Linked DNA regions of Homo sapiens: region 2 is linked to region 1. A link is a loop called in an ENCODE intact Hi-C map of the cell type or tissue named here. Cell type or tissue: PC-3. All regions are shown on one strand. Each heading gives the region's core, and the rest is flanking DNA. Links, peaks and the distances in the headings are about the cores only.

Region 1 (9,417 bases), core at 390-8,389:
TCCTTCCTCTTTCTCTTTCTTTCTTTCTCTCTTTTTCTCTTTCTTTCTTTTTCTTTCCTCTCTCCTTCCTTCCCTCCTTCTCTCCTTCTTCCCTCCCCTTCCCCTCCCTCCCTCCCTCCCTCCTTTCTTTCTTTCTTTTTCTTTCTTTCTCTTTCTTTCTCTTTCTTTCTTTCTTTCTTTCTTTCTTTCTTTCTTTCTTTCTTTTTCTTTCTTTCTTTCTTTCCTTCTTTCTTTCCTTCCTTCCTTCCTTCCTTCCCTCCTTCCTTCCTTCCTTCTTTCTTTTTCTTCCAACAGGGTCTCACTCTGTTGTCCAGACCACAGTGTACTGGCACCATCTCAGCTCATTGCACCTTAGCCTCCCAGGCTCAAGCAATTCTCCTGCCTCAGCCTCCCAAGTACCTGGGATTACAGGCACCCATGACCAGGCCCAGCTAATTTTTGTATTTTTAGCAGAGACGGGGTTTCACCATGTTGGCCAGGCTGGTATTGAACTCCTGACCTCAAATGATCCACCCACCTCGGCCTCCCAAAGTGCTGGGATTACAGGCGGGAGCCACCATGCCTGGCCATGGTAGCACTTTTATCCATTTTACAAGGCAGAAATCTGGAAAGAACTTTCTTTGTCACTCCACATAACCAAACAATTGCCATGTCTCTGTACCCTTATCTCTTAAGTCTCTCTTTTAAAAACAACTTTATTGAAGTATAATTGACAACTACACATGTTTAATGTATACAATTTGATGAGTTTGGACATATGCAAACATCTGTGATACCATCACTACAATCAAGGTATTAGATATATCTAACACCTCCCAAACTTTTCTTGTGCTCCTTTGTGTGTGTGTGTGTGTGGTAGGAGCACATAACACAAGGTCCACCCTATTAACAAATTTTGACATGCACGATACCTTATTGTTAACTATAGGCACTATGTTGCACAGTAGATATCTAGAATTTATTCATCTAGCGAAACTGAAACTTTATCCCCATTGAACAACAGTGCCTCATTTTACCCACCCCTCCAGCTCATGATATCCACTATTGTATTATGGAATATATTTAAAAGAATTGAAATCAGTATCTCAAAGGGATATCTGCACTCCCATGTGCCTTGAAGTATTATTCACAATAGCCAAGATATGGCCAACTGCTATTGATAGATGAATGGTTAAAGGAAATGTGGTATATATATATATATGTAATAGAATATTATTCATCCTTAAAAAAGGAAATTCTATAATTTATGACAACATAGATGAACCTGGAGGATATTATGCCAAGCAAAATAATCCTCTCACAGAAGGACAAGTGCTGCATGATTCCATTTGTATGAGGAAACTATAAAAGTCAAACTCTTAAATATCTGCATCTTTCCATCTTCACTGCTATCACCCTCGTTTAGGATATCACTTTTCTACCCTAGACAACTGAAATAGCTTCCTAACTGGTCTCCCATTTACTTTCTTGCTGCCCTCCAATCTGTTCTCCCTACTTCAGCTGAAACGCTCTTAAAATTCAAATATATTATTTCCTGCTTAAAACACACCAATGACGTCCAATTTTCTCAGGATAAAGACCTAAATATTTAACTCTTGGTCTGCAAGTATCTGCATGATTTCATGTCTGCTTCCTCCTCCAGCTTTGTTTCATACCATGCTCCCCCTCACAGTCTGTGTTCCAGCCATATCGATTTTCCTTCAGTTCCTGGAAATACGCCCTGTTTCCTCCTCCTACAGGGCTCTGCATAAACTCTCCCTTCAGCCTGAAACACACTGCTTGTCCCTTTCTGACTTATCTTCTACTCATTCTTCAGAGTTCATTCTTCTTTAATGCTTTCATTAGGCCTAATGCTCTTTTATATGCGCTCCTAGTTCTGTGAACCATCTTTTGTCATTTTATCACAGTGTATTAGTTTGCTATGTCTGCCATAACAAAATACCACAGACTAGGTGGCTTAAGCATCTGAAATTTACTTCTCAAAATTCAGAAGCTGGAAGTCCAAGGTCAAGGTGTCGGCAGGTTTGCTTTTTCCTAAGGCCTCTCTGCCTTCTTGCTACATCTTCGCATGATCTTTTCTTTGTGTGCATGCATCCCTGGTGTTTCTTTGTCCACATTTCCTCTTTTTATAAGGACAATAGTCAGATTGTATTAGGGCCCATCCTAATGGCCTCCGTTAACTTAATTACCTCTCTAAACGTTGTATCCCCAAATACAGTTGCATTCTGAGATACTGGAGGCTCCAACATATAATTTTTTTTTTTTTGCAGTGGAGTGGGAGAATACAATTCAGTCCATAACATACGCTTATAGTTTTTATTCCGTTTTGTAATTATTACTGTCTTCTCCAGTAGCTTATAATCTCAACAAGGATAGAGATTTTGTCTGGCATGAACCACCATTGTTATTACATGATCTGGCAGTACTGCAGACAGTCTGTTTGTTGAATAAATGAACAATTAAGAATTAGAAGAGCCTAGCAGAGTGTGATACATAATAAATGTTCTGCAAATGTTAGATGCTATTAATAATGATGATGATAAACAGATGGTTCAGCTGACTCAGGGGATCTCTCTCAATGTTGTTCTCATGATGTAGTTGCTGCTATTAGCATTTACTTCTGAAGTCATGCAGCTGATTTGAATCTTCAGGTTTCCTTGAAAGGGTTTAATCATTGAACATATGGCAAACCAGTACTAGCACAGCTTCAGTAAATATAGACTGATAATTGTGGATTTTCTGTGACTATTTAACTTCCATGTAACAAATTCTCTTGATTGGGCCAGGTGTGGTGGCTCACACCTGTAATCCCAGCAAATTGGGAGGCTGAGGCAGAAAGTTCACCTGAGGTCAGGAGTTTGAGACCAGCCTGGCCAACATGGTGAAACCCCGTCTCTACTAAAAATACAAACATTAGCTGGGTGTGGTTGTGCACACCTGTAATCCCAGCTACTTTGGAGACTGAGACAGGAGAATCGCTTGAACCTGGAAGGCGGAGGTTGCAATGAGCTGAGATTGTGCCAATGCACTCCAGCCTGGGCAACAGAGCAAGATTCTGTCTCGAAAAAAAGAAATTCTCTTGAAGCTTGTTTTATGATTGAATGTGTAAGCTCATTTCTGAAATATTAATTTTTCAACTCCTTTTTGTTATAAAAAACACGCAAAACAGAAAAACTCTTGACTGGTTACATTTTATCTAACACGATCATTTCAATTCTGTGATCTTCATTATAGAATTGTGTAAAATGAAGTTCAGAAATTAATATATAATATTCAAGGCCCGTTAATGTATTTTATGCCTGCTATATCATGTTGCAATAATTTGCATTACTTTCCTAGACTTTTAGTCTTGTCTTGAAAGTGAAATGAACATACTTCAATATTTCTCTCCAACCACATTTCTCTTTTTCACATTTTTAAGGTACATAAATCAATTAAAAGTGAAGGTTGATATGATACATATGATAATATGGACATCAGTTGTTCAAGCAACCAAAGGATTAGATATAGCCAACTTAAAAATATATGCATAAATCTACCTAGGATTTAACTCATTTTCCCTAAAAACCATAGGATAACTCATTGGGCCAAGAATACAGGCTTTTATACTGACCAAAATATGTAGTTCATCTTTGTTATCACTAGATGTCAGTGTTGTTTCATTGGAAACACAGAGGTTGTGGCTCCAGAGGATCCCAAGAGGATTTTGTATGACTAACTAATCAACACTCTGCACTCTTACTAGCTGGCTTCTGAAGCTCACCAAAGTTCTTTTAGCATCACAGAGCTGAAAGAGACCTTACTTCTGCACAGGCTGCACAGAATGTATATTATTTTATTAGGCAAATGAAGAATGAAGGGCAATAAGTTTCAAAGAGCCAAAGGCAATTTTTGCTTAACAATAACAACGATCAAGACATATTGAATGCTCACTGTGTGCGAGGCATGGCGCTAAGTATTTTACACAGATCCTCTTATTTAATGCTTCCTTAGACTAACTGCAGAAAAAATAATACTCACATTTCACATGTGAAGAAATTGAGGTTTAGAGAGGTTAAATAATTTGCTCAGGACTACAGAACCAGCAAGTAATGAAAAAGTGATTCAAATGCAATGAAGCCAATTGCTGAACTTAACTTTGCCTTTAACTATAGTACAGTACTATGTGGCCTCATCCTTTAATCACAAGGAAGACGAATCTTTGCTAAAAACTGCATAAAATAGTTATTTTGAAACTCATTTAGGAATTACTATGACTATAAATTGTATATTGTGACTTATTAGTATAAAATTCCCTGAAATATGAAATCCTAATTTCTGAACATTTTGAAAAAATGTAGGCACTTTTATTTTCTTTTTTACTGCCGCCCAGTCACAAAGAGATGATGTTAATTAAATGACCCCTCAAGGAAGTTGTGGGTGATGTTACAGATGTTTGCACAGACTTTCCTTCATTGTGACCTCTGTAGCTATAGGCAGTGATGGTGGAGCTCTAACTGATGCCTCTTTGGTATAATGGAGGCCAGGATCATAAAACTCCATTGAATGAACCATGGAAAGATTCTAGGTGACTATGATTTTTTTTTGCTAATCTAGCTAGTGGCACAGTCAATTCAATAAAACATAGAACATTTTAAAAAGTTCCTCCTAGAAGGTAATCTGGCAATATGAATCAAAACATAAAAAAGGTATAATTTAACATAACAATTCGCTTCTAGAAATATTTCCCAAGAAAACAGTTTTAGATTTATCAAGTTGTATGTTTATCAAAGCAACATTTATAATAATGAAAAAATTAAACCACTTGTAATTTCAAATTGAGGGAATAAAATGTAGAGGGGAAAAAATGGCTAAATAAAATGTAGTTACTAAAGTAATTAGTAGAATATTTAATGATATAAAAAAGTTTATAACATGTTGTTAAGTTTAAAAAAGGTTAAGTTTGCAAAACTATTTTCAGTAGGATCCCAATTTTGTAAAAAATATATATATGCAGAGATTTCAAAAAGTTCATGGAAAAATAGAATTAAAAGATAAAAGTAAAAATTATAAACTGTATTTCTCAACATATGCTATATTAAGTTCAAGATACTTTTGTAAGTGACGATACCAGCCATTTAGAGCATCCCTAAAGAACTGAGTCCTAGGAATTTAACCACGTCAATGCAGTCTTTTTACATTATTAACTGAAGGAAAATGCATTCCATTTAAGACTTTTTAGGATTATGAAACAAAAAGACATTAGAAAGAGTCAAATCAAGACTATAAGGTGAATGCCTAGTGATTTCCCATCAAAACTCTTCCAAAATTACCCTGCTTGATGAGAAGGATGAGCAGGAATATTGTCATGGTGGAGAAGAACTCTCTGGTGAAGATTTCTTGGCTGTTTTTCTGCTAAAGCTTTGGCTAACTTTCTATAACATTCTTATACTATTGGCTAACTTTCTATAACATTCTTATACTAAGCAGATATTATCATTCTTTGGCCCTCCAGAAAGTCAACAACAAAATACCTTAAGCAACCTTAAAAATTGTTGCCATAACCTTTGCTCTTGGCTTGTTTGTTTCTGCTTTGGCTGGATCACTTCTACCTCTTTGTAGCCATTGCTTAGATTATGTTTTGTCTCCAGGATTGTACTGGTAAAGCCATGTTTCATCTACCATTACAGTTCTTCCAAGAAATGCTTCAGGGTCTTGATCTCACTTATTTAAAATGTCCTTTGAAAGTTCTGCTATTGTCTGAAGCTGATCTGGGTGTTTTGGCACCAATCGAGTAGAAAATTTGCTCAACTTTAATTTTTTAGTCAGAATTATATAAGCTGGACCAGTTGAAATGTTTATAGCATAGGCTATCGTTTCTGCTTTTCATCATCAGTCCTCTTCAATTAAGACACAAACAAGAGCCTGGGCAACATAGGGAGATCTAATCTCTACTTAAACCAACCAACAAACAAAAATCAGCCAGGAGTCCCAGCTACTCAGGAGGCTAAAGTGGCAGGATTGCTTGAGCCTGGGAGACTGAGGATGCAGTGAGTAGGATAACACCATTGCACTTTAGCCTGGGTGACAGAGCGAGAACTTGTTTCAAAAAAAAAAAAAAAAGACATGAACAAGATTAATTCTTTTCTCACAAATTGATATGGATGGTCTGTGACTGTGGGCTTTATCTTCAACATGGTCTCATCCCATTTTAAAATGAATTATCCATTTGTAAACTGCTGATTTCTTTAGGGGCATTATCCCCATAAAGTTTTTATAAAGCATCAGTGATTTCACTTATTTTCCACACAAACTTCACCATAAATTTGATGTCTTTTCTTGCTTTAATTTTAGCAGAATTCATGTTGCTCTGATAAGAACTCTGTTCAAACTGATGTCTTATCCTTCTTAGTGCCCCAAACTAGCTCCTGTTCATACATGTTATAACAAGTTGGTATAAGTTTATTTTGGTGCAAAAAAATTCAAACTCCATGTGAAGTTTTTTCATAGTATGTGTTTCCATCAACCTTTTAAAAAATAATTCAACTTTTGTTTTAGATTCAGGGGTACATTTTCAGGCTTGTTATATGGGTATATTGTGTGATGTTGAGGTTTGGGATATGAATGATTCCATCACCCAGATAGTGAGCATAGTACCCAATAGTTAATTTTTCAACCCTTGCCCCCTTCCCTCTCTCCCCACTCTAGTAGTCCACATTGTGGATTATTGCCATCTTTATGTCTATGAGAACCCAATGTTTAGCTCTCACCTATAATTGAGAACATGTGGTACTTGACTTCTGTTCTTGCATTAATTCACTGAGGATAATGGCCTCCAGATGCATTCATGTTGCTGTAAAGGACGATTTCATTCTTTTTAATGGCTACATAGTGTTCCATAGTGTATATATACCACATTTTCTTTATCTAATCTACTGTTGATGGGAACCTAGGTTGATTCCATGTCTTTGCATTACATTCAGTATTGTAAATAGTGCTGCAATGAATGTAGGAGTACATGTGTCTTTTTGGTGGAATGGTGTATTTTCTTTTGGATATGTACCCTGTAATTGTGTCCGGAATTGGTGGGTTCTCGGTCTCACTGACTTCAAGAATGAAGCCGCGGACCCTTGCGGTGAGTGTTACAGTTCTTAAAGGCAGCGTGTCAGGAGTTTGTTCCTTCTGATGTTCAGATGTGTCCGGAGTTTGTTCCTTCTGGTGGGTTCGTGGTCTCGCTGGCTCAGGAGTGAAGCTGCAGACCTTCATGGTGAGTGGTACATCTCTTAAGATGGCGTGTCTGGAGTTGTTCATTCCTCCCAGTGGGTTCATGGTTTCACTGGCTTCAGGAGTGAAGCTGCAGACCTTCGCAGCCAGTGTTACAGCTCATAAAGGCAGTGTGGACCCAAAGAGTGAGCAGTAGCAAGATTTATTGCAACGAGGGAAGAACAAAGCTTCCACAGTGTGGAAGGTGACCCAGGTTTCCATTGCTGGCTTGGGCAACCTGCTTTTATTCTCTTATCTGGCCCCACCCACATCTGGCTGATTGGTCCATTTTACAGAGAGCCGATTGGTCTGTTTTACAGAGAGCTGATTGGTCCGTTTTGACAGGCTACTGATTGGTGCATTTACAATCCCTGAGCTAGACACAAAAGTTCACCAAGTCCCCACTAGATTAGCTAGATACAGAGTGTCAATTGGTGTATTTACAAACCCTGAGCTAGACACAGAGTGCTGATTGGTGCATTTACAAACCTTGAGCTAGATACAGAGTGCCGATTGGTGCATTCACAATCCCTTAGCTAGACATAAAATTTCTCCTCTCCCCACCAGATTAATTAGATACAGAGTGTCCATTGGTACATCCACAAACCCTGAGCTAGATACAGGGTGCTGACTGGTGTGTTTACAAACCTTGAGCTATATACAGAGTGCTGATTGGTGTATTTACAATCTCTTAGCTAGACATAAAGATTCTCCAAGTCCCCACCAGACTCAGGAGCCCAGCTGGCTTCACCCAGTGGATCCCCGAGCAGGGCGCAGGTGGAGCTGCCTGCCAGTCCCACGCAGTGAGCCCACACTCCTCAGCCCTTGGGGAGTCAATGGGACTGGGCACCGTGGAGCAGGGGCCAGTGCTCTTGAGGAGGATCCGGCCGGCGCAGGAGCGGGGAGGTGGGGGCGGCGGGAGGGCGGGGAGGCGGCGGCGGGGGAGCGGGGAGGCGGGGACGGGGTACGGGGCGGGGGGCGGGGGGCGAGGAGGCGGGGGGGCGGGGGAGGTGGGGAGGCGGAGGCGGTGGGGGGAGCGGGGGGAGCAGGGGGAGGCTCAGGCATGGCCATGGCCGGGTGCAGGTCCGGAACCCTGCCCCGCTGGGACAGCTAAGACCCCAGAAATCCAGCACAGCAGCTGCTGGCCCAGGTGCTAAGCCCCTCACTGCCCGGGGCTGGCGGGGCGGCCGGCCGGCCGCTCCGAGCAGGGGGCCTGCCGAGCCCACGCCCACCCGGAACTCGCGCTGGCTCGCAAGCGCAGCGCGCAGCCCGGGTTCCCGCCTGCGCCTCTCCCTCCACACCTCCCGGCAAGCTGTGGGAGCCGGCTCCGGCCTTGGCCAGCCCAGAAAGGGGATCCTACAGTGCAGCGGGGGGCTGAAGGGCTCCTCAAGCGCGGCCAGAGTGGGCGCCAAGGCCGAGGAGGCGCCGAGAGCGAGTGAGGGCTGCTAGGGCCGCCAGCATGCTGTCACCTCTCATAATGGGTTTCTGGACAGGTAGTTCTGCTTTATTTTTTAACATCTAAAAATAACCAATATACCACATTTTATTTAGAAGAATTGCATTATAAAACAAATGTTTTACAACTAACTGTAATTAATTCTTTTGTTATATATGCCTGAAGAATACACCGAAAAGTTAGTAGTTTCTTTTTTAGGTGATAGGGTAATAGATGACTTTTGTTTTCTTTCTTTGTGCTTTGATTTATTTTTCTTTTTTTAACATATGAGTAATGTATATTATTTATAAATTACAAAAAACTCACAAGCTATTTATATTTTTAAGAATTTTACGTTATTTTTTAAACTAGGTTCAGCGCTTATGTTTATTTAGAAAATCTGATTATTGCCATCTGTTTTCACATATCTTCAGTGTTGTTAACAATTCATGGCGTGTGTTTCTGTGTCGGAGGCAGGAGGGAGCTGAAAAGATGCAGTTTTATCTCCAAAGGAAAGGTAAGATGATTTAAAAAAAAATCTTGGTTACTGTCTTATGCAACTTGAGGGTGATCAATGAGGCTTTGGCCAAGTGTTTCTCAACAAAGTTCCGACTTAGTGTTTCTAATAAAGGGCATTGAGTTTTGTGTGGGTCAACATATTTGAAGGCACTGTGTTTACCATCTTCATTGTTGAAAACAGCTTGTCACGTGTCGTTCATATTTAGTCTGTTTTCTTGTTA
Region 2 (9,417 bases), core at 578-8,577, 1.3 Mb after region 1:
GGCCAACAGACAAATCCAGTAATGAAAGGTAAATGTAAATTTGCTTTCTTACAGGCTCATAAGCTGTTTTTTTTTTTTAATGAATGGAAGCATTTGACAGCATAACAGCCTTCTCAGTGAAATTTTAGACGTCATTAGAACATTTTTCTTTCTCCATTGGGCTGTAATAGGCTAATAGAGATATCTAGCAATAAAAGGCAAATGTAAGCATACTTTCTTAAAAATGCATCGTAAGTGAAAATGTATTGATGTGGAAAGTTAGAGAACCTTAAGTTAAATAAGCAAGGTTTTGGGTTTTTTTTTTTTTTTTGGTAACTTTCTACAATACATACATCCATTTAAATAATAATAAAATGATAACAATAAAAAATGCATTATAAATTGTTTTGTTTCAGTGAATGAGAGTTTAACAAAGAAAGGCCTTTGTAGGCAAACATTGTGAATTTGTTATTACAATGTTTCTTTCTCCATCAGTTTGTATTATGCCAGTTTACATATACACCTCTAAAAGGCAAGTGTAAGCCTGTTTGTTTTTTTAAATTTATTTTTATTTTATTTTAGATTCAGGGGGTATATGTACATGTTTGTTATATAGGTATATTATGTACTTGTGGGGATTGGGTTTCTAGTGTATCCTTTACCCAAATAGTGAACACTGTTATCTGTTAGGTAATTTTTCAACTCCCACCTTACTTCTAGTCTCCCCCATTTTGGAGTCCCCAGGGTCTATTATTTCCATCTTTATTTCATGTGCTAATTGTTTAGCTATGACTTATAAGTAAGAACATGTGGTATTTGGTTTTCTGGCAATTAGCTTTATGGGATGAAATTGTCTTTTGATAGTGACTGACTTTGTTTCTATTTAAAAGCTCAGTATCGTCATCCCTCACCTTTTCAACTAGGTAAAATATTTAACATATAAAAATTTATTTTCTAAATATGTCTGTGAACTGATTGAACTATATAGGTAATGTAACATTTCATCCCATCATTTAGTATAGGTGTAACAAATAAAACCATTCACTAGCCCCTGTGATTAGTTGTTTACAGAGTATATCACTTGTAACACTTTCTCATGTTCTCCTACTTGTTCAACTATAGCCAATTAGATGGTACTCTTGTTCATTTTGTGGAGCTGAGGTGAGCCTATATTTCAGTTCTATTGATTGCAGTCTCTGAATTTGTTGTTGAAGAATACACATAAATATACCCAGTATACAACAAAACTTTAAAACTTGCACACATTTTCTAGTTATTGTAGAATGCAATTACATTAAATTACAATTTCATGAAAGTTTTACTGAAATAAAAAAAACTGAGCAAGGATGTAACAAAGTATATACTGGTTTATAATTTGTAACGATAATATGATTTACATTTTTTCATCTCTGATTAAATTCTGTTGTATTCCAGTACAATTTACAGTTTCTTTTTGAAGTTCTTCTCTCCTTGTCATATATAAGTAAGACAATGACTTGATTCACTTAGCTATTTTTCTAAAATCACCACTTTATGCATGCCTATGGGATTTATATTTTTCTCACAGCCAAATCAATTGATTCTTATAAAATCTAAGACAGTTTTAAAAAGAAAATTTGAATATACTTTATTGATAATTAATTTAATATTGCTTTCATTCCTTAAATCTATATAAAAGCAATTAGAAACATTTGTATTACATCTACATTCTTTTATGTGCATTTATCCATGTTACATACATAAATTGAATGAACATTTTGAAATGTATAGGAAATTCCAAAGGAGTTACATGTATGCCATCATCCACTTGCATACATGTCTTATTTAAAAGTATGTTAAACACACATAGACCAATTATTTTCATGACTCTAAATAGTTACAGGCCCAAATATTTCCATTTATACTTGAGCACCAATTGTTAAATTTATGCACTCTTATGCAACCAGGCATGTTTTTGAGAACCTCTTGGTGCTTCAGATTAGATAAAGATGGGATGAGTTCTCACCATTAAGTTCACTCTTTCATTTGGAAGGCAGACTATTATGGATTCTTAAATATTAGATACTTTCAATTTCTCTTATGAAAAGAAGTGAAATAACCTAGAAGAATATGACTGAAGTTACTAAAAAAAAAAAACAAAACAATGAAACCTATTTTGATATAGAATGTGAGAAGCTGTGACCTAGCAAAAAAGGTGCTGAAAGCTCTCTTAATCCATCCTAGGGAGATGTGTTCTTTCCTGTGCAGGCCAAGAAGAATGGCCATTCTTTCACAACTTGAGGAAGATTATTTTATTGCTCTTCTTATCATCCTTCTGCTTGAAAGCACATAATCAAAACTAATGTAAAATTGAAAGCAGCTCAACTCCCTCACAAGTGAGAATCAGGTTGATTAAACGAATAAGACTTTGAAGTAAAACATGAAAACTCCTGGTAAAACTTGCAATGTTTTAATTTTCTATTCAGAATTTCCAAATCCTCTAATAGCAGATTCCATGCTATTTAAAACTTGTCAGCACTGAAGTTATTCTGACAAAACTACAATAAATGTCAGTGAAAGGGAATTTTAATAAGTAAAATAATTTCTGAGTTAAGCATATTTTCATCCCCTCCAGAATTCAACACCTGCTCAAGCAGCACATTACTCTGTCTCAAAATAAAGAAGAGTCATATTTTTCCAAAGGTAACAATGAAGCTAGTTCAGTATTAGAGATTTTTAGAACATCAGGTTATCATTTACCTAAGATCAACAAAGTTTAACTTAGTCAAAATAGTATAAACGACTCGCTCAGATGCTCTTGGAATATGCTGATCATACTGATAATGGCTCATTGACATCTTTAATTTTGATGATAGATAATTCTTAATAACTCCATATTTAATCTCCTAATTGAACCTATACAGGGGAAATATTTGTATTAATTAGAGAAGATGTATAATTAACATGTGTATTCACATGTCTAAATTCATCAGGCTTTAGAATCAATATTTTAATAAGGAAAAATTATTTGATTGTCAGAAAGCATTTAGAATATTTAGTAGACTAAACATAGAGTGTTGGAAGTTTCTTATTTTCTTTTTGCATTCATTTACCACTACTACTTAAGAGTAAGGCTTTTGTATTTGTTATCTACTGCTGCATAACAAATTACCCACAACTAGCAACTTAAACAATTACACATTTACTATTTCATAATTTCTGAGGGTACGGTACTTGGAAATGACTTAGCTGGGTGATTCTATCTCAGGTTCTTTCATAAGGATGTAGCACAGATGTCAACTGGAGCTGCAGTCAATTGAGGTCTGGACTAGACTGTAGAACCATTCTCTAGAAGGTTTTCACAAATAGCTAAGAGGAAGGCCCAGTTCCTTGCTGGCTCTTGACACACAGTGACATTTTCACATTACACGGGCCTTTCCAAAAGACTGCTTGAGTATCCTCATGATATCCCACAGAGAGTGATTCCTTAGAGCATAAAGTAGCCACAATGCCTTGGATTACCTGGTCTCAGAATCACACATTGTCATTTTTGCAATGCTCTATTTGTTATATAGGTCAACCCTATTTGATGTGGGAAGGGATTGCACAGAAAGAGGAATAGGTTCATTATTACAAGGTTCATTAGGGTACCTAGCTATACAGAATCTTTAGCTTTAAAGTAATATCCAGACAGGTTGAAAATACCTAAATTACTCCTATTTTATGGCCATGTACTTTTTCAGAAGCTACTCTATTGGAGAAGCTGCTGAAATTGGCTTTTAAAGAATTTAAAAAATTCCCTTTCAAAAGTGCATTCTCATTTTTCCCAGTGAAAGAAGTTCATCAGGCCAGGGGAATTATTTTACATAATTTATTCATTTTCTTCTTTGTGATGAATGTTTTTATCCACTATTTCTCATATGCCCTACTCTTCTAGCATTTGAATAATTTCCATTTTTTCAGACCAACGTCTGTCTTACTTATTGACAATGAGAGCAGCAAATACTGTAACCTACTCTAACAATTTGAACCAACAATTTAGAAACATGACATATTTTTCTATCATTAGCTACTGGCTTTATATTTGCACGCTGCTTTTTCTCAAGAAGAATATAATCTTCTTGAATGGACAAAATTGTATACTTTTTTTACTCCTCATTATATCACTTGAGATAATCCTGAACACAGTATAAGTACAAAATAATTCTTATGCAGTTGAATTATCTATACAAAGGTAACTGCTGATAGCATTTCAGATAATACTGTGTTTCAGAAGTTAGTCCAATTTATCTGACCCTTGAGGGAAAGAGAAACCGTTCAGATGAGTAAATCCTGATGCTATCACTCTTCACCTGATTTTAGCCTACATTATGCCATTATCTGCCATTAACTGATAATGATTTTCCTGAAAAACATCGTTTTATGTTGATCACAATATCTTAGAAAACTAAAGTTCTAGAATATGTTTCATAAAACTATTCCCCAGTCAGTGTTACTTCCTTTTTGAAAGTTTTTTTTGTTTTAACTTAAAACTATTTAAAAAAAATCTTCTTCCTGGGGATTTTTTTTTATAACTCAATTAGAATTGATAGCACATTTCAAATTCACTTTTACTTTAACAAATTACTGTACCAAATTTCCTTCAGGCTGAACTTTGATTATTAATTAACACACATATCATGTAGCTAAAGGAACATAGGCACTTTATGGCAAGGGTTTTTTTTTTTTTTTTTAATTAAGTGTAACAGCTTATTCATCTCCAGTGACTTTGAGGTTAACTTTTAAAACTCATCTTTAACTTCTTCTTTATTTTGCATTATTGTGGAACATAAACTTCTGTGATTTCAGCTGACTAGTGATAATTATTATTGCCACTCACACTCCAGTAACAGCATCTGATTCCAGAAAGGAAGCTTTTCTTTATTTGGTTATCTCATGCCCTTTATTAAACTCAGGGCTTGGTTGTCAAGTATATTAAAGTTTACAATGCTCCATACTCAGATTTTTTTGCATTACAAGAAAAGTCAAATGAGTCTTTGGAGCCACCTGTTGGATAAGATAGATTATATGCATTGCATATATACTTCAGGAATTTAGGAAGCTTCTGTTAATTTATCAGTATTATGTATCCTACTATGCCAGTTTGCACTCCAAAAGATAGTCACATTTTTTTTTGCTTTTTTGTTTGCAGGTTTTGTGTTGGTTTTGTTTGTTTTTGTTTTTAACTAGAATTACACATCTTGATTCACAGTCTCACTTATCCTATAATGTTGTCCTATCCTCCTGGTTTTCCCCTTCCTATCATGATTCATGAAGACAACTGAATTCTGAGTCTTATCCACAAAATCAGTCACTCTTAGTCCCACCTTTGAGCTTGGAAAACAACTCAAATTTTGAGTTTGAGTTTTTTCCAACTGTAAATGTTTAGTACCTTTACAGTGTTTCAAAGTGCAAAATTTAAGAAAAAAATTCTTCCTACCACCCATATAGTGGTAGGATCAGCCTAGAATCTTTTATACAAAACCTGGGCTTACATTTCAAACTAGATGACATTTAAGTCTAAATTCTCACAGGAAGGTTTGACTCTGCTAGATTCCAGTGTCAACCACATTGTAGATATAAATTTATAGTCACAACTGTTAGCCTGTCTCTTAGGAACAAGTCCGTGGGTTTTATTTCTTTTATCTTTATATCTTGATTTTATGTCAGGGGACTCATTTTTTCTACTGAGCTTTGCGGTTGACCCTCAGGTGTTTAAATAGATGCAAATTTCAGGAGAAAGGTAATGAGGTTTTTGTTCTTGCCCTGTAGGAAGGCATCTTGGCTCTTCATAAATAATCTCCTCTCCTCTCCTCTCCTCTCCTCCTCTCCTCTCCCCTCCCCTCCCCTCCGCTCCTCTCCAGTCTCCTCTTCCACAATCCTTAAGCACATCATTATGTTTTTCATGCAGAGACAAAAATAGGTCCCTCCTCAGTGTACAAATCAACACATATTTTGAAATATACATATTAATGTGTACTTGTATCAGCATACATACATATGTATTTTATGTGTATGAAATATCATTTTATGTTTTATTAAAAATTCCCAGTACAAACTAGAAACATACGTTAAACTACAACTGCCAACAGGAATACCTTAAGAGCAGATAAAAGTAAGAGTTTTACTTTACATGTTGTGGACTGATAGAAGCTTTTAGATACAAACACTATATTTCTAGCTAGAAACAAAAATAATAATGACAAAGAAAGAATGTATATCATTGTATGTGTTAAGAGATAAAGATACCTCATGGACTCTCCTAGAACTTGAAATATGACCATTCTGAATCATGCTCTTTGGAAAATGGTAAAATGTTAAATCAAGTTCCTGTAAGAACAAATTATCCTGTAGTTTAGCTCTGCTGTGATTAGTTTGCCTTCCCATGCCTTTGTTATGAATTTACTGACAGACAGAAGAAACCTGTTACTTTTGCTATCATGGATTTCAGATCATTTTGCTTCAGGGAGTTGCTTTCTGATGCCATTTTTAATTTGCAATTTGGAAGTGGCCTTATGCATCACTTGAAATATAGCAGATTTTCATCTTTAAGTTTATCTTCCATATAACAAAATCTAAAACCCAGTTCTTGGCTCCCAGGTATCATTTTAAAAACCACACTTTCTGGATTAACATTTCCTACACGTATATAAAATATAATAATTATATCTCTCAGTAATCAGACTGCTACATATGTATGTTTTTATGAACTAACCACTTACATTTAAACTGACACATTTAATAATTACCGAATAACCTGATGTCTATAACATTCTATCCCTTTTAGGTGATATGTAAGTTTAATAGTTATAAAATAATATTTAAGGGAATGATATAATTATCATATAAAGTTGGAGAAAAATAAAATACACTGATAAAATAAATTATAAGATATATTATAAATTACTTGTTGATTATACTACAGAAAACTTGGTGGACTGATGGGTACATAATCTTATAACATCATGGACAGGCTTTAAATAGAAATGACACCTCATAGCTTGTCTAACTAACCCTGTCATTGCAATCGTTCAAATAAATCATCGTTTATAAATATTTTCAATATTTAATTGCTTGAACATTCTGAATACAGAAAAGGATAAGGTTAATGAAATTGGATTTGTGCTGATGTATTTGTGAACATGGAGAATGTCTACTCCCTTATCCTGTTTATTGGAGGACTTCCTTTTAAGAAATGATGGCTCTTAAAAGGGATGAAGAAGTGATGCCACCTATAAGGGATGAGAAAGCAATGTGGACTCACAATTCATAGTTACAACCATGCTAGTCAATTTAATAATGGCCAAGAAAGTCTCCAAGGATTAATATCAATTTAGAGCCCAAACCGAATCTAATAGTAGTTCAATTTGTTTATTTTAATTAAAAATGATGTATATTTTAAGCTGCTGACTTGCGGGTTTTTTCAGTAATTCATCTTATTGATATATAAATATGATAAAATACATAGATAATTCTATAGTTCAGTGGGTTTTAAAAAATTAATAAGGCCATATAATCACACCCTTATCAAAATGTAGAATTTTTATTGTTTCCTTATGCAGCTTCCAGTCAAGTTTCCATACTTCCTGCTCTCAGATATTTTTCCTATCATCATAGATTTCTATTGTCTAATCCAGAGCTTCTTATAAATAGAATCAGACAGTATATTTTGTTCTATTTTTCACCAAAATGACTCTCAGCAAAATCCTGGCATCTGTATTTTTACACAGATCAATAGTTTCTTCCTTTCTGTTCCTTAGTAAAATTATATTTTATAAATATGTCATAGTTTATCAGTTTCCCTGATGATGAATAGCTATTGTTGGGTATTTGCAGATTTTGCTTGCTACAAATAAAGCTACTATGAAAATTCTTTGTCTAAGGCTTTCTGTGGTCATGTTTTTATTTATCTTTGATAAATAAAACTCATGTATCATAGTTTGAAGAAGGTATCAAACTGATTTTCAAAGTAGATATATGCTTCTATCAGCAGTTTGTGAGTGTTTCAGTTGCTCTACAAACACAATTCAGTGTCGTCAATATTTTAAAATTATCATTCAGGTTGTGTGTAATGTTAAATCATTATGGTTTTAGCTTTTCATCTCTGGTAACTAATGATATTGATCAAATTTTTCATGTGCTTATTGGCCATTTGAGTATCTCCCTTTATGAAGTGTTTGTTCAAAATTTTCCTGCATGGGTTTTGCTCAATATAATGCTATTAGTAGAGAGAGGAAGAAGACTAGAAACAAGAATATTGAAAATTTTTTCTGTGCTATATAGTAATATCCAAATTTTTGCTCTATACTTTTGAACTTAAACTGTGTCCTTGCTTTATCTGATCATTGGGGTTACAGAAAAATACCTACAGGTCTATATAATTTATATATTTCTTTAACTTTTGTTTTAAATTCGGGGGTACACGTGCAGGATGTGCGGGTTTGTTACATAGGTAAATGTTTGCCATATTCGTTTGCTGCACAGATCATCCTATCACCTAGGTGATAGCCCAACATCCATTAGCTATTCTTCCTGATGCTAACCCTCCCCCATGGACTCCAACAAGCCTCAGTGTGTGTTGTTACCTCCAATGCGTCCATGTGTTTTTATCATTCACCTCCCAATTATTAGAACATATGGTGTTTATCTGTTTCTGCATTAGTTTGCTGAGGATAATGGCTTCCAACTCCATCCATGTCTCTGCAAAGGACATGATCTCGTTCCTTTTTATGGCCACATAGTATTCCATGATGTATATGTACCACATTTTCTATATCCAGTCTATCATTTATGGGCATTTAGGTTTATTCCATGTCTTTGCTATTGTGAATAGCACTGCATGAATATACACTTGCATGTATCTTTATAATAGAATTATTTATATTCCTGTGAGTATATGCCCATAATAGTATTGCTAGGTCAAATGGTATTTCTGCCTTTAGGTCTTTGAGGAATTGCCACAGTGTCTTCCACAATGGTTGAATTAATTTACACTCCCACCAACAGTGTTAAAGCATTTCATTTTCTCTGAAAGCTTGCCAGAATCTGTTGTTTTTGACTTTTCAGAAATAGCCATTCTGACTGGTGTGAGATGGTATATCACTGTAGTTTTGATTTGCATTTACCTAATGATCAGAGATGTTGAGCTTTTTTTCATCTGTTTGTTGGCCACATGTATGCCTTTTTTTGAGAATTGTCTGTTCATGTCCTTTGCTCACTTCTTAATGCAGTTGTTTGTTTTTTTCTTGTAAATTGGTTTAAGTTCCTTGTAGACTCTGGATATTAGACCTTTGTCAGATGGATAGGTTGCAAAAATTTTCTCCCATTCTATAGGTTGTCTGTTCACGCTGATGATAGCTTCTTTTGATGGGCACAAGCTCTGTAGTTGAATTAGATTCCATGTGTCAATTTTTGCTTTTG

The links. Peaks named below come from ENCODE experiments on the same cell type or tissue, not always from the same donor. Only the 100,000 strongest peaks of a DNase experiment are listed, where the experiment ranks them.
Region 2: it touches region 1 in a loop (9-fold over the local background); 5 of 110 quality-filtered maps call a loop at or near these places.

What each region holds. Positions count from the first base shown.
Region 1 is chr14:44,797,707-44,807,123 of GRCh38, reverse strand. LINC02302 (long intergenic non-protein coding RNA 2302) reads left to right here and starts at 7,998. Exons shown (of 5, transcript NR_146457.1): 1 at 7,998-8,148; 2 at 9,112-9,194. In PC-3, for the core only: CTCF peaks have their summits at 3,456 and 3,657 (motif pointing right); a DNase peak (open chromatin) is centred at 3,673; H3K4me3 peaks cover 92 bases.
Region 2 is chr14:43,499,299-43,508,715 of GRCh38, reverse strand. No RefSeq gene overlaps it. Among named protein-coding and RNA genes, the nearest start is that of LINC02307, 880 kb to the left of the region's middle. In PC-3, for the core only: a CTCF peak has its summit at 4,997 (motif pointing left); no DNase peak of the experiment used is centred there; H3K27ac peaks cover 364 bases.